Linked DNA regions of Mus musculus: region 1 is linked to region 2. A link is a loop called in an ENCODE intact Hi-C map of the cell type or tissue named here. Cell type or tissue: left cerebral cortex. All regions are shown on one strand. Each heading gives the region's core, and the rest is flanking DNA. Links, peaks and the distances in the headings are about the cores only.

Evidence for each region. Hi-C counts contacts between places; a loop is a spot of excess contacts. Peaks named below come from ENCODE experiments on the same cell type or tissue, not always from the same donor. Only the 100,000 strongest peaks of a DNase experiment are listed, where the experiment ranks them.
Region 1: it touches region 2 in a loop (4-fold over the local background); 2 of 42 quality-filtered maps call a loop at or near these places.

What each region holds. Positions count from the first base shown.
Region 1 is chr13:82,301,234-82,308,273 of GRCm38, forward strand. No RefSeq gene overlaps it. Among named protein-coding and RNA genes, the nearest start is that of Gm24295, 250 kb to the left of the region's middle. In left cerebral cortex, for the core only: no CTCF peak of the experiment used is centred there; a DNase peak (open chromatin) is centred at 3,016; H3K27ac peaks cover 910 bases.
Region 2 is chr13:82,718,636-82,725,675 of GRCm38, forward strand. No RefSeq gene overlaps it. Among named protein-coding and RNA genes, the nearest start is that of Mir3961, 24 kb to the left of the region's middle. In left cerebral cortex, for the core only: no CTCF peak of the experiment used is centred there; a DNase peak (open chromatin) is centred at 3,266.

The DNA.
Region 1 (7,040 bases), core at 1,713-4,212, 420 kb before region 2:
CCTGGTCTACAAATTGAGTTCCAGGACAGCCAGGGCTACACAGAGAAACCCTGTCTCAAAAACCAAACCAAACCAAAACATCATCATCATCAACAACAACAACAACAAAAACCAAAACACAAAAACAAAAACCACAGCAACAAAAGACTTCTTATGTTTTAAGATTTGGATTGCATATTAAATTCAATATTAATGTGAAGAGAATCCAGGATCTTTTACATGTGAATGTTTGGTGGTGGTGGTGCAGGGGATGGAAGCCAGGCCATGCTGCACACTAAGCACTGGACCACTGAGTGTAGTCCAGCAATTTAATTTTGATAGAAAGAACATCAAGTTTCACACCATATTGTCTCATTTAGTACTATAATTTCTAACAAAGATTATTTCAATGAATTGTTTCTTCTCTTGGAAAAGTGACTAGATATACAGGTACACTATATTTGCAAAAATGTTTTTCTATATAGCTCCACAGACCATTAACCATCTGAATATGTTTTTGCAATATTTTCTCTGAAAAATTTAATGATATTGATACACACACACATACACACACACACGTGTACATGTGTGTGTGTGTATGTGTGTGTGTGTATGTGTGTGTGTGTATGTGTGTGTGTGTATATGTGCATGCGTGTGTGTGTGTGTGAACAAATGTATGTGGAGGTCAAATGTTTGTATGTTTTCTCCAATTACTTCTAATTTAAAAAAAATTATTGCTTTGGCTTGATTGGTTGGTCTGCCCAAACCTAGGATGCACTTGTTTCTACCCAGCACTATGTTGCTTCTGTATTCTATGCGCAATTTTACATGAGTTTTAAGTTATTCAGAGCCAGACCCTCATGTTTCCAAAACAACCCCTTCACTCACAGTCATCTCCCCAGTCATAATCTATGTTTTCCTTACAATACAACTTTCACAGTACTCTCAGTAAGCGTCTATCTTTAGGCTGAATGAAAGGAAATCCAAAGGATAACAAATATGCATGTTTGCTGAGTAAGCCTTCCCACCTGTGCCATAGACAAGCAGGGGCCACAAACTATAGTGATTGCTTGTCAGCACACCTTCAAATATCACGAACCTAGTTAATCTGTGCAAGAATGACGTAGTGGGTCTTCTGAGAGTATCCCAAAACCACAGTCCAATGTCTCAGATAAATATGGTGTATAAGAGAGCAATACTTAACCAAAGACATGTGAAATACTCACGTTTGAGTCTCTTTCCACCAGAAAGAAAGTTCTTGAGACATCTGATATTATTGGGGGTAACTCTTGAGACTGATTCGGGATATAAAGAAGGAAGCAGCTCTATAAACTATGATCAGAGCTTACAATATCTCAGGTGATGCTTAATCACACTTGACAATGGATTGGAAACGTATTCTACTCTTCATACTCATCAATAGTTTTTTTTCAGAAAATTTTGTGCAGTTACTGCAAACTTATGTATTTCTTTCTGAAAAGAGTCTTATTCTCTCACCAAACTGAGAAATCAACAAGGTAAGGGACCAACATGTCTAGGTAAGAAGCAGAACCCTCAACAAAGCCTTGCTTTGGAGCAGTCTAACAATACTTATTGATGGAACTATCTTCATACTAAATATGAAGCTGATTGGGTATAGATCTTAGCTTAAACAAGGCTAACTGGCAATTTTGTTTTCTGCCGAGTCTCTTGGTCCTTCTGCTGGGTTTGTACATTCTTCGTTGCTACTTCTCAAGCAAAAGTTTGATATTTTGCAGCCTGTATGACCTCTACAGGCTGCCTTACAGTGATGCAAAAGTAGAGTTAGGTATCTTTTTCAAAATGGTAGTCCTGGGACACTCTTTTGGCAGTTCTTGGGTGCTTTATTCAGCCTAGCTATTTCATTATGGTATCTGTGTCAATTGTGTGACCTGTAATTTCTACACTGAACTATGTATCCAGAGGCAGAAGTGTCCAATCTATGATCCTGGGAGAAGTAGTCTTCTCAACAGGCATTGTTAGGGGAAGTTCAGAAAATAAGCTCTGGAGCACCCACCAAGATAAAACCCATTGAAGTTTCTGTATGTCCAAATATATATTTTTTTAATCTATAATCTCCAACCTTCTGCCTCAAGGCTGTTAGTTCAGTGCTACCTCTATTGAAGACTGTCTTTTAAAATGCTGATGTTATAATCAAAGTCTCTGGGTGCCACAGAAGCAATTCATTCACCATAGCTATACAGGTTAGTTTTATAAGTATGTCTGTGTAAGGCTGGACCAGCCACTGCAGCCTATGGATATTAAAACCAAAATAGTACGAGGAATAGTTGTAGGGGTGATTACAACACAGCACCAGAGTTTGTCTATCTCCATACTCTCCTGTGCTGAGTGCTAGTGTCGAGAGAATAAAATTCAGAAGTCCCTATTCACTAGAAATGGGATGCTTTTCAGCGTGATCTCTACAGCACTCTGTGAAGCAGCTCAGAAGATAACCTGATCTGCATTTTCTAATGAAACACTGCTGTTCACTGAATCACAATGTCAAGTTAGTTCCCAGAAGTCAGAGCTTTTGATTCTGGGATTAGTATTCACTCCATTTAGAGTAACTCAAGGGAAACGAGATTTAAAAAAACATGATTTCATCATCCTCTTCCAATATTATAACTGCCTTTACACTGCTGACAGGATCTTTCTTTCTTTCTTTCTTTCTTTCTTTCTTTCTTTCTTTCTTTCTTTCTTTCTTTCTTTCTCTCTTTCTTTCTCTTTCTTAGAAATGCCATCTCTTCCTTCTAAATCTGAGTGGTAAATGCGAAACCTAAAGCTCAAAACTATATTCTTGTAGCAAGAGCAATGCCTGGTATTCCAGAGACCAGTGGATGCTGTGCTCCCATCAGATATGAGTGTTCTTAACTTTGTCCTACTTGCCTCCAGTTTAGAGATAAAATTCTGCATACGTAAGACTGAAGTAGTCAGTGCTTTGTCACACAGGTCAAGTTAAAGACAAGGAAAAGGAGCGTGAGGAGTAGAGTATGCACACATGATCAGGACGTTCTTTCTCCTCTATTACATCTTCACATCAAGTGCCATAATGCCTAGAATTAGTAACCCCAAGAGGCAGTCTGCACTAGATAGGGATTCTGTTCCCAAGGTGCTGCATGATTATGTTGTGAGATATTTGCAGAGAGGTTTATTTTGGGCTGGGTGAAATTAGCTTCTTTGTTTACAAGAATACCATCTCACTGATCAAGTACATGCCTTAATAACCAGCACTTCTTAGGCTTTTATGTTGCCCTTAATTAGACTCTTCAAAGTTAATTAGGGGAACGGAGAGTACTTTTTGTTCTTTTAAGTCCCCTTTAACAGATTTTTGCACATAAAGTGTTCTCACACTTGTGGGTAGTTTGGCTTCTGCTCTAAAGCTACTGGTTAACTGTTTATTGGGTAACTAACTTGTCCTTTGCCTTTGTAGTGTAATACACTTTACTATCCTAAGTGCTGTTGATGCTTTACTCCCTTTTCAATCACTGTATGATTTATATTTAGATATAAGATATTATGTTAATCTTTAGCATTTTATTTGAGGTCTAGAAATTATCAAAACCAAATTTTTGGAACAGGAATATGGAGAGAGACAAGGATAACACTGACCACAGACAGTTTTACAAAACAAAAACAAATTCTCAGAACTCAAACCAATGAGTTTCCAGAGAACCACATGCCTCAGTAAATAGGCAAGGGGTTGATGGTGCAGGATGTAACATAATTTTTATTTGAATGACGATAAATATCAGTGACCTCATTTTGATACCTATTATGCTTTCAAATACATTAATAGTTCTTATTTATAAAAACTTAGTACATAGAGAGAATAGGAACTCAAAATAGGAAGCTAATCTCAAGAAGTAGGTTTTGCAGCCATGGTGCCCGGCTGCTTTGTACCACTAATAGTAATAAGAGACCATTAGAGGGGAAAGGAGTAGATGCGAAATAGACTTTGCATTAGAGCTGGAGCCTGTCACTCTTCTGGCAACCCTGCCGAGAGCTACACATCAAAGCCACCACTCTGCGCTAATAGTGTCACTTATCCCACAGCCTTTACACTGTCCCATATGCAGTCACTGTGCAGGGGGTATGCACATGAGGGTGAGAGGGGAGCTGACAATGTGCTAGAAGAAACCGTAGGAGATAAACCGACTGTGATTTATCACCTCTAATCCTTGCAATGGAAAACATTTAGGAAGAGCAAATAATTGAGGTCTTACAGAAATGTGCTTTTGTAAAAATCCCCCTGATTTAATTAGAGATCTAAATATGGAATAATAAAAATAATTTTAAAAAGTCATGAGAAAATCCTTAATATGTCTATATAATTGGAAGAAAGAAATCATGCTTTAAAATGCTTTTGGTAAAATGACTTAGTTTTGAGTATATGCCTGGAAGGATGTGTGTGTGTGTGTGTGTGTGTGTGTGTGTGTGTGTGTGTGTTTGAGAGAGATTTGTTAGTTCCACATGACAATTAGAATCATAAATATCTACATAATAAGCTGCTGAAACAAAAAGATTTCTATGAAATTGAAAGCACTAAGTGATAATGTACCTATGTTCTACTTATCACTGTCTCTCTTTCCTGGCTAATGTTTCAGATGCTGTACTTGTTCTTTTGTGTGGTTGTTGTATATCGTGTAATCATTGACTGGTACATCGTGACAGGTAGGCAGTGTGAAAACTGGGTGGTCAACATATGAACAGAGGAGCAGCACTTCCAGGCTCATGAGGCAAAATGCCCTGTCATGTGCTGCTCAGTTTCACTGCTGCCTGACCCATGACCTGTCTTTCCTAGTCTTTGGATAGACACAGTAACTGTAGTTTTATGTCAGCAGGTGTCTTAGCATCTGAGTTGGTTGTGGATACTTCTGAAGGTAGTTGGGAGAAGTCAGGTTGAGAAACACAAAAGTCTCAGTTCAATCTGAACATTATAAACATGAATAGCTAGTATACGTACTGCATCAGAGAAAGCCAAGCTTCTGGCTATTATAAAGAAGGCTGCTATGAACATAGTGGAGCAAGTGTCCTTACTACACATTGGAGCATCTTCTGGGTATATGCCCAGGAGTAGTATTGCTGGGTCTTCTGGTAGAACTATGTCCAATTTTCTGAGGAGCCACCAGACTGATTTCCAGAGTGGTTGTACCAACTTGTAGTCCCACCAACAATGGAGGAGTGTTCCTCTTTCTCCACATCCTTGCCGGCATCTTCTGTCACCTGAGTTTTTGATCTTAGCCATTCTGACTGGTATGAGATAGAATCTCAGGGTTGTTTTGATTTGCATTTCCCTGATTATTAAGGATGTTGAACATTTGTTCAGGTGCTTCTCAGCCATTCTGTATTCCTCAGTGGAGAATTCTTTGCTTAGCTCTGTACCCCATTTTTAAAAAGGGTTATTTGGTTTTCTGTAGTCCAACTTCTTGAGTTCTTTATATATATTGGATATTATCCCCATATCAGATTTAGGATTGGTAAAAATATTTTCCCAATCTGTTGGTTACCATTTTGTCTTATTGACAGTGTCCTGTGCCTTACAGAAGATTTGCAATTTTATGAGGTCCCATTTGTCAATACTCGATCTTACAGCACAGGCCATTGCTGTTCTGTTCAGGAATTTTCCCCCTGTGCTCATATCTTTGAGGCTTTTCTCCACTTTCTCCTCTATAATTTTCAGTGTCTTTGGTTTTATGTGGAGTTCCTTGGTCCACTTAGACTTGAATTTTGTACAAGGAGATAAGAACGGGTCAATTCCCATTCTTCTACATGATAACCGCCAGTTGAGCCAGCATCTCTTGTGCTTGAAAATGCTGTCTTTTCCCCACTGGATGGTTTTAACTCCTTTGTCAAAGATCTAATGACCATAAATTTGTGTGTTCATTTCTGGGTCTTCAAAAGCACCCAGATGTCCGTCAACAGAGGAATGGATACAGAAAATGTGGTACATTTACACAATGGAGTACTATGCAGCTATTAAAAACAATGAATTCATGAAATTCTTAGACAAATGGATGGATCTGGAGGATATCATCTGAAGTGAGGTAACCCAATCACAAAAGAACACACATGATATACACTCACTGATAAGTGGATATTAGCCCAGGAGGTCAGAACATCCAAGATTCAATTTGCAGTACACGTGAAACTCAAGAAGAAGGAAGACCAAAGTTTGGATACTTCGACCCTTCTTAGAAGGGGGTACAAAATACCCATGGAAGAAGTTACAGAGACAAAGTGTAGAGCAGAGACTGAAGGAATGACCATCCAAAAACTGCCCCACCTGGGGATCCATCCCATAAACAACCACCAAACCCAGACACTATGGCAGATGCGAACAAGAGCTTGCTGACAGGAGCCTGATATAGCTATCTCCTGAGAGGCTATGCCAGTGCCTGACTAATACTGAAGTGGATGCTCACAGTCATCCATTAGATGGAGCACAGGGTCCCCAATGAAGGAGCTAGAGAAAGTACCCAAGGAGCTGAAGGGGTTTAAAGCACCCTAGTAGGAACAACAATATGAACTAACCAGTAACCCCAGAGCTCCCTGGGACTAAACCACCAATCAAAGAAAACACAGGGAAGGACTTGTGGCTATAGCTGCATATGTAGCAAATGTCGGCCTGGTTGGCCATCAATGGGAGGAGAGGCCCTTGGTCCTGTGAAGGTTCTATGCCCAGTATAGGGGAATGCCTGGGCCAGGAAGTGGGGGTGCATGGGTTTCGGAGCAGGGAGATGGGAGAGGATAGGGGATTTTCAGAAGGGAAACTAGGAAAGGGAATAACATTTGAAATGTAAATAAAGGAAATATCTAATAAAAACAAAAAAAAAAAACAAAAGAAAAAGAAAAAGAGAAACAATCAATTCAAAGGAAATATTGCTAATTGAAAGAAAGTTTAAAACACTCTCTATTGTTTAGAGATAGCTATAAAGTTCCCCACTCATTTTTTATTCCTTATGGTCCTCCAAAAGTCCCCCAGTTAGAGGACATTCATGTGTGGCCTCTAAGTATAAGGCGATCAAACCATTTGATGAGTATAT
Region 2 (7,040 bases), core at 1,830-4,329:
TTTTTCTTAGCAGTCAAAGGGATTCTTTGATTAACATAAAAACCTGATCTGATTCTCCAATCCCAGGCCTAGAACTTGATGAGCTGCTGTTTGCTTATTTACCTGTGTAGAAGGCACAACAACCAGATGTGCTTCTCAGATGCTCATTTGGATATAGACCCCAGAGAGTTACACACAATCAAACACATCTGATAGTCATAATTTCTGGAAATTCTGAGCATCAAGAATTAACTGTGAGACCTGGCGTTTCAGGTACACTGGTGATCTTAGAGGTTGAATCTGTTAAGCTTGTGCTTTTTCCTCTGTGTGTGTGTGTGTGTGTGTGTGTGTGTGTGTGTGTGTGTGTGTGTGTGCGCGCGCGCATGCATGTGCCTGTGTATTTGGAAGCTTCTAATTTCAGATACCCATAGTGAAGCACTAAAATCAACAATATAAAGGTGGATGAAGTTGATAATTCCACAACCCGATGATACTTACCATGTTTAAGAATTCAGGAGCCAGAAAGTTCACCTAATAATTATGCTATAAATATGAATGTGTGTGGAATACACCGGCTCTCACCTCTTTGTGGTAAGTAACAAAGTGTAAGGCATATGAAACCCAAGATCACTTCATCCCTACAGGGTAACTTACAAATGACTATTGTGTGCTTCTGTTTTTGAGAATGTTATAAAAATACATATCTTATCCTACAGCTTTTAAGTTATTCCAAAATAATTCTGTCACAATGTTGTAAGTGATATATATATATGCACTGAAAGTAGGCAAAATAGCCCTGGTGTATAAATTTACAACTGTATTTATAGGATGTTTAAATTTCCTACAATCTATTCTATTATCTTGAATGAAGCACTACAACTTCTTGCCTTTGTAACTTATCACTTTTGAACTAATACAAAATATTTTCGATTCAATCCTAACTCAACATTCTCTCCAGGAAAAATAACAAATTTCAACTTCTCTGCTGTAATTTAATAATATTTATGAGATCTAAGAATGGGTAGTCTAAGCCTTAACACATCCAGATATGCAAAGACACAGTGATACTGTCTAGGTTATATTTTTAGTAAAATGCTCACAAAGAGAAAGAACATAGCAAGAGACTATAAAACATGGTGGAATTCTCTAAAAAATGTGTGTTGCATAATTGCTGGATTTATATTCTCTGTGTTTCCCATTTTGTTTTTGTTCTCTTTTCTGGAGCTTATAATCTCTCTCTCTCTCTCTCTCTCTCTCTCTCTCTCTCTCTCTCTCTCTCTCTCTCTCTCTCTCTCTCTCTGTGTGTGTGTGTGTGTGTATAGAGATTAGATAGATAAATAGATAGATAGATAGATAGATAGATAAATAGATAGATAGATAGATAGATAGATGATAGAGATTTTCACATAGATTTCCCTTATATATCTAATGTAATATAACTGCAATAGTTTTTTGTCTAACCAATTATGTAGGATCAAGGGGAAAGCACTGTATGCCAAACAGTGATATTCTCTACATCTAAAATCTAAATAATGTGTAATAGTGTGTCCTCTATTTTCATATTCTTTTTAGTCATTTATACTTAACCAGTTTGGAAAGAATGACATTTCCAAACTCTCCGTAATATATAAATAGCATGTCTTCCTTCATGAGTTTCTTTCCTTCTTTCTTTCTTTCTTTCTTTCTTTCTTTCTTTCTTTCTTTCTTTCTTTCTTTCTTTCTTTCTTCCTTCCTTCCTTCCTTCCTTCCTTCCTTCCTTCCTTCCTTCCTTCCTTCCTTTCTTTTTTTGTTTTTGTTTTTTGTTGTTGTTTTTTTGTTTTTTGAGGCAGGGTTTCTCTGTGTAGCCCTGGCTGTCCTGGAACTCACTTTGTAGACCATGCTGGCCTTGAACTCAGAAATCCTCCTGCCTCTGCCTCCCAAGTGCTGGGATTAAAGGCGTGCACCACCACCACCTGGCTCCTTTGTGAATTTCTTAAAATAATATTCAGTAAAAACAAATGAAAAAAGAAAAAGATTTAAAATTTTTAGTGTTTATGGTAGTTGATTCCAAAGAAGAACATTGAGGAAAATTTAAATACAAACAGCCATTCACACAGGCAAACTGTTCGCTTATAGGGCTCCTCTTACCATCCCTTTCCCACAATGATGAGGAAGAAGAACACAAGGGAACAGGTTTAATATGGTTGGGAATCCACCAGCCAGAATGGCAGAACTGTTATCATCTTGTTGATGCTTCATGTTGCAGAGATACTAATTTTCATGTGTGTCCCAGAATGTAAACAGATGCTTGAATATACTTATGTTCTTACTTTGAGTCATTTGGGAGGAGAGGAGATGAATAATATACTGTCATTTCATTATAACATTTTTTAAAAACTTGGTTATGGATGTCTATCATGTACAAATCAGTTGATAGTAGAAAGGTTTCAGTGTAGTCGTGGTATTTATAGTGAAGAATATCTAAGAAGCCATTTATCAGATACTGACATTTTCACTTGAAAGAGTGGCAAAATATGGAAACAAGAAATTTATTTTCATTAAGAGAAAGGTGCTTCTTTCCAAACTAAATCACCTTGTCATGGCTACATTACCTGTCTCAGAAATAATTACTTTCTCTTTCCAAACTCATCTGACACCAATTTCTTCCCTTTCTTTCCAAAACTAACAAATTTTCTTATTCGCTTCCTTTCTCCCTAACTTGGGTACTTATATGCCTAACAAAGGTTGATAGACTCTAGTTTTTAATACATTTCCACTAAATTTTACAAATAGAGTCATAATATTTTAAGACTGAAAAAAACTGGTATTTCTTGTGTTTTAAAATAAATTAATTGAACTAGGAAAGAGACTGAAAATGAGAAGCAGCTTTTATATTTCAAAAATGAAATAAAATGATCACTTTCAAATTCTGGGAGATTCTCAATATAATTCAGTAGAGGAACTACAATGAATGACCATATTATCAATATATAAAGTACTTTAAATGTAAATTTCTGATTTGGTGAACTGATGTGTCCATGATATTTGATCAAGAAAAGATGTTTTGTTTTATTTGAATTCCTGTATCACATTGATGCCAAAGACACTGTTGTTTTTAAAGTGCATCAGCTAGGACATCACAAAAGTACCACTTTCCAAATTGCTATGGGTAGCAGCAAGACAATCAAAGGCATCATTCTAAATTGACTTTTACATTGCGAGAAATTTACTGATCTAAAAATTTACCAAGAGGGAGACCAGCACATCTGCCCCTATAGAAATGATTTTTGCATAGTAAGTGTTGATCTGCATAACCACATGATGGTTGCAAGTGCTGATTACCAAATCTGAATCATCATTACTTAGCAAAGTTCTATAAATACACATGGCACCATGTAATATATTCAGCTGCACTAAATTAATGACAAAGTCCTCATCCCAAGGAGCTTGGGGTCTAAAACTGAAGAATGGCACAAAATACAAATATGCAGAAAATACGGCATACAAGAGAAATTGTCAGTGAAATAGTTTCAGTGGAAGGTTTTTATGGTTTGAATAAAATGATAAATTAAAAATTTACATAAAACTTCATTTTTGGATTCATCATGCTCGAAAGTAAGCATTTCTAAAATACCACCTTCTGAATTCTTGGGATTATGTGTGTATGTGAATAACATATATATTCTTCATTTTTTATATTTAAGAATGATAAAATCAGTATATCCAAATTGAGTTCTTTATCCCTTCATGGTGTTCATATTTTTTACAATCTGCTCCTGACCACGAAAGACATTTTCGAGATTCTGTCTGCTCATTATCTTCCCCTACCAAACACCAAGTCCTGGTAGTTACCAAAGATATGGCAAACTCTCCAATTTCATCTGATACGTTCTATCTAAGTTCCTTCGGATTTCTATTAAAGGAATACTGTTCTTTCCTATCTGTTTGCATTTTAGTTTCTCACCAACAGTAACTTTGTGTTAGCTTACCCAGTCAGTAGGTATAGCTGTCTATTTTCTTTCTACATTCTCTATTGTTGTACATCTAGCAAAAAACCATGTATCTATATAATATTCCCAACACTCCAGAGAAATTAAATTTGTTCTCTGATGCATATATCAACATTCAATAAAATTGTCCTGTCTTACGAATAGTTTCTGTCTGCCATTTCATAAAGATTATCCCCTTACACCACTCAGAACACAGCGTTTACCTCCCTAATATCCATCCACCCATTCCTTCTCAATTTAAGGCATAAACTGTTCCTGTCCTCCAGAGGTGTGTTTCTGTTCCTCCAGATGTGAGAAAAGGTGATCCGTTATGCCCCAACATGAGGCTTGTTACTCATTGCAAGGATAATGTTTCTCCTGTCCTTGGATTTAGACACAATACTTATTCCTGGAAATGACTTTCTTCTCCCTCTGTCCTAGGTGGAGCTTGAATAAATGTTTTGTTTTGACTCCGAAGTCTCTTTTTGTAGTTGAGACTGCCTGGAAGTCATAGCTATCCCCCTAGGCCATTCCATGAGTATAAGAGTGGCAAGAATGTACTACCACTGTGGCTACCCAATACTAATTTTAATCATATATGTTAAATACTCAGTCAAACTGCTTCTAAGATTTGACCCATGCATGTGTTAACCTAACATGGGAGTTAGTCATTTTTACATCAATACATTTAGAGCTGTTTTTAAAATCTGTATCATAAATGTTCTATTGCTAGAGACTTGGATATTTTACTTAAATTATCATTAAAAAATTAAGTTCTAGGAGGATGAGGCATGTATATACCTTGGTATATACCTGATTATGTCTATGCAGGTATATTACGTTATTAGTAATTTAAGCAGATCATTTGTCAATAGGACTAAAGTAAATATTCTTGTGACAGAAGATTGAACTACTTAATGTGAAGTCCCTCTTCTCTCGTGACTAATCTCAAATGATTAGAGAACTATATCGGAGATGGGTTACATAGTGTAAACCCAGCACTCAGGATAGTGATCTAGGTCTATGCCAGAAACTGGGTTACTTAATACAATCTTAGTGCTTGGAACAGTGGCCTCGCTTTATGCCAGACATGGGGTGTATACTATAGTCTCTGTACTCAAGGGAATTGCAATCTCAGAACTCTGGCAGAATGGTTAAAATTTCAAAGTAAACCTATACTACCTGGAAAACTTTAGTACAGTCTGAATTATAAACCAAGACCATCTCTCAAGAAATAGAAATAAAAACATGCAACAACCTTTCAAAGTACTGCATGAGGCAATTCACTGTGAGGCCAAACCCCATATGGAAATTGTCTTTTTTTTTTTTTTTTTTTTTTTTTTTTTTTTAGACTGTGGTAACAATAAAAAACAAAACATGAATTGGATGAGTTAAAATAATGAATGGTTACCATATCTCAGTTATGGAAAGAATAATTTCAAAATCAAGGTATCAATGGGGCTATCTTTCTTTGAACTATCAAAGGAAGAAACTGCCTCATTTTTCACCCATGGTTAATTGCATTGATATTCATATTTTGTCCATTAAAAAGCTATTCTGAAGCCTAATTCCCAATATGATAATGTTGGAAGATGGGACTAAGGTAATGATAGTGACAGTTTCTAAACCAAATTGGTGTACTTGCCATACACCAAATGTGCCAGTAGCTTGATTTGGGACTTAATAGCTTACAGAACTAAGAGATAAATTTATGTTCATTGTAAAGTATTTGTATTAAGTACTCATTCTGTTGATGCTTTAGTAGACTAAGATCCATTGTATGGCATTCTGACAATCATTAGTAACTTTTATATCTCATTACCCTTGTGTGTTTGTATCATAAACCTCTTTTTCTGTTATGTAAATTTTTATTGAAATTTTGTAATATATATATACATACCATATATATATATATATATATATATATACATACCATATATATATATATATATATATATACATACCATATATATATATATATATGTAAGATATTTTCTTTATTTACATTTCAAACTTCATAAGAGGTATATGATGTTACCTGGGGAAAGGGATACCATCATACACATATTATGAAGTATGGTGTTTTGAATATGCTTGGCCCAGGGAGTGGCACTATTAGGAGGAATAGCCTTTTTGGAATAGGCATGGCCTTGTTGGAGAAAGTTTGTCACTGTGGACATGGGCAATGAGACTCTCCTAACCATGTGGGAACCAGTTGTCTCCTAGATGCCTCCAGATGAAGATGTAGAACTCTCAGATCCTTCTACACCATACCTGCTTGGATGCTGCCATGCTCCCACTTTGATGATACTGAACTTGACCGCTGAAAACTGTAAGACAGCCCCAATCAAATGTTGTATTTATAAGAGTTGCTTTGGTCATAGTGTGTGTTTACAGCAGTAAAACCCTGACTAATACATAAAGATCCCAGTTACACTGAATCCTGACTCCAGCAACTTTGATAGTTTCATTTTAATAAGTATTTTCATCTGGAACTGATCTATTTTGTAGATAATACAAGATATAATGTAGCATACTTGCAGAGGTTAGGGACTCTGCACCTCATTCTTCTTGGGACAAAAGGATAAAGTTAATCTGTGACAAATGATAGCACCTATTGCTTTGTCTTTGTGGAAGGACATGTCACTGAATGCCTTGCTCTTCATGGTGAAAAGGTTAATTGTGCTGGTAGAGCACCCCCATTGCAGGCAGGTAAGAGAGAAACCTAAAAGTTAAAAAAAGCAAATAAATACTGCTATTGTCTATGAATAGAACCCAGATAGTGAGACAATGACTATTTCCAACTACACTTTACCCATAATTGTCTCTTGTATTGGAATGAAGGCATCTTCTAAATGGATACTATCTAGCTCTGTCAGGTCAGAAGTGATTGACATTAACAACATGACCTGGCTGGTGAAGAGGTGGTTTTATTTAATTTTGTTTATAAATCAATTAATTCTTTTAAATTTCACAGGAGAGAACTACTGTGTGATTTTGTTTTTACTCTAATTGAAATTATCTGCTTAACAAGATGAGGGACTTATGTAATTTTGATGAATGAAATGAAATAATATATTACTCAATTTTAAA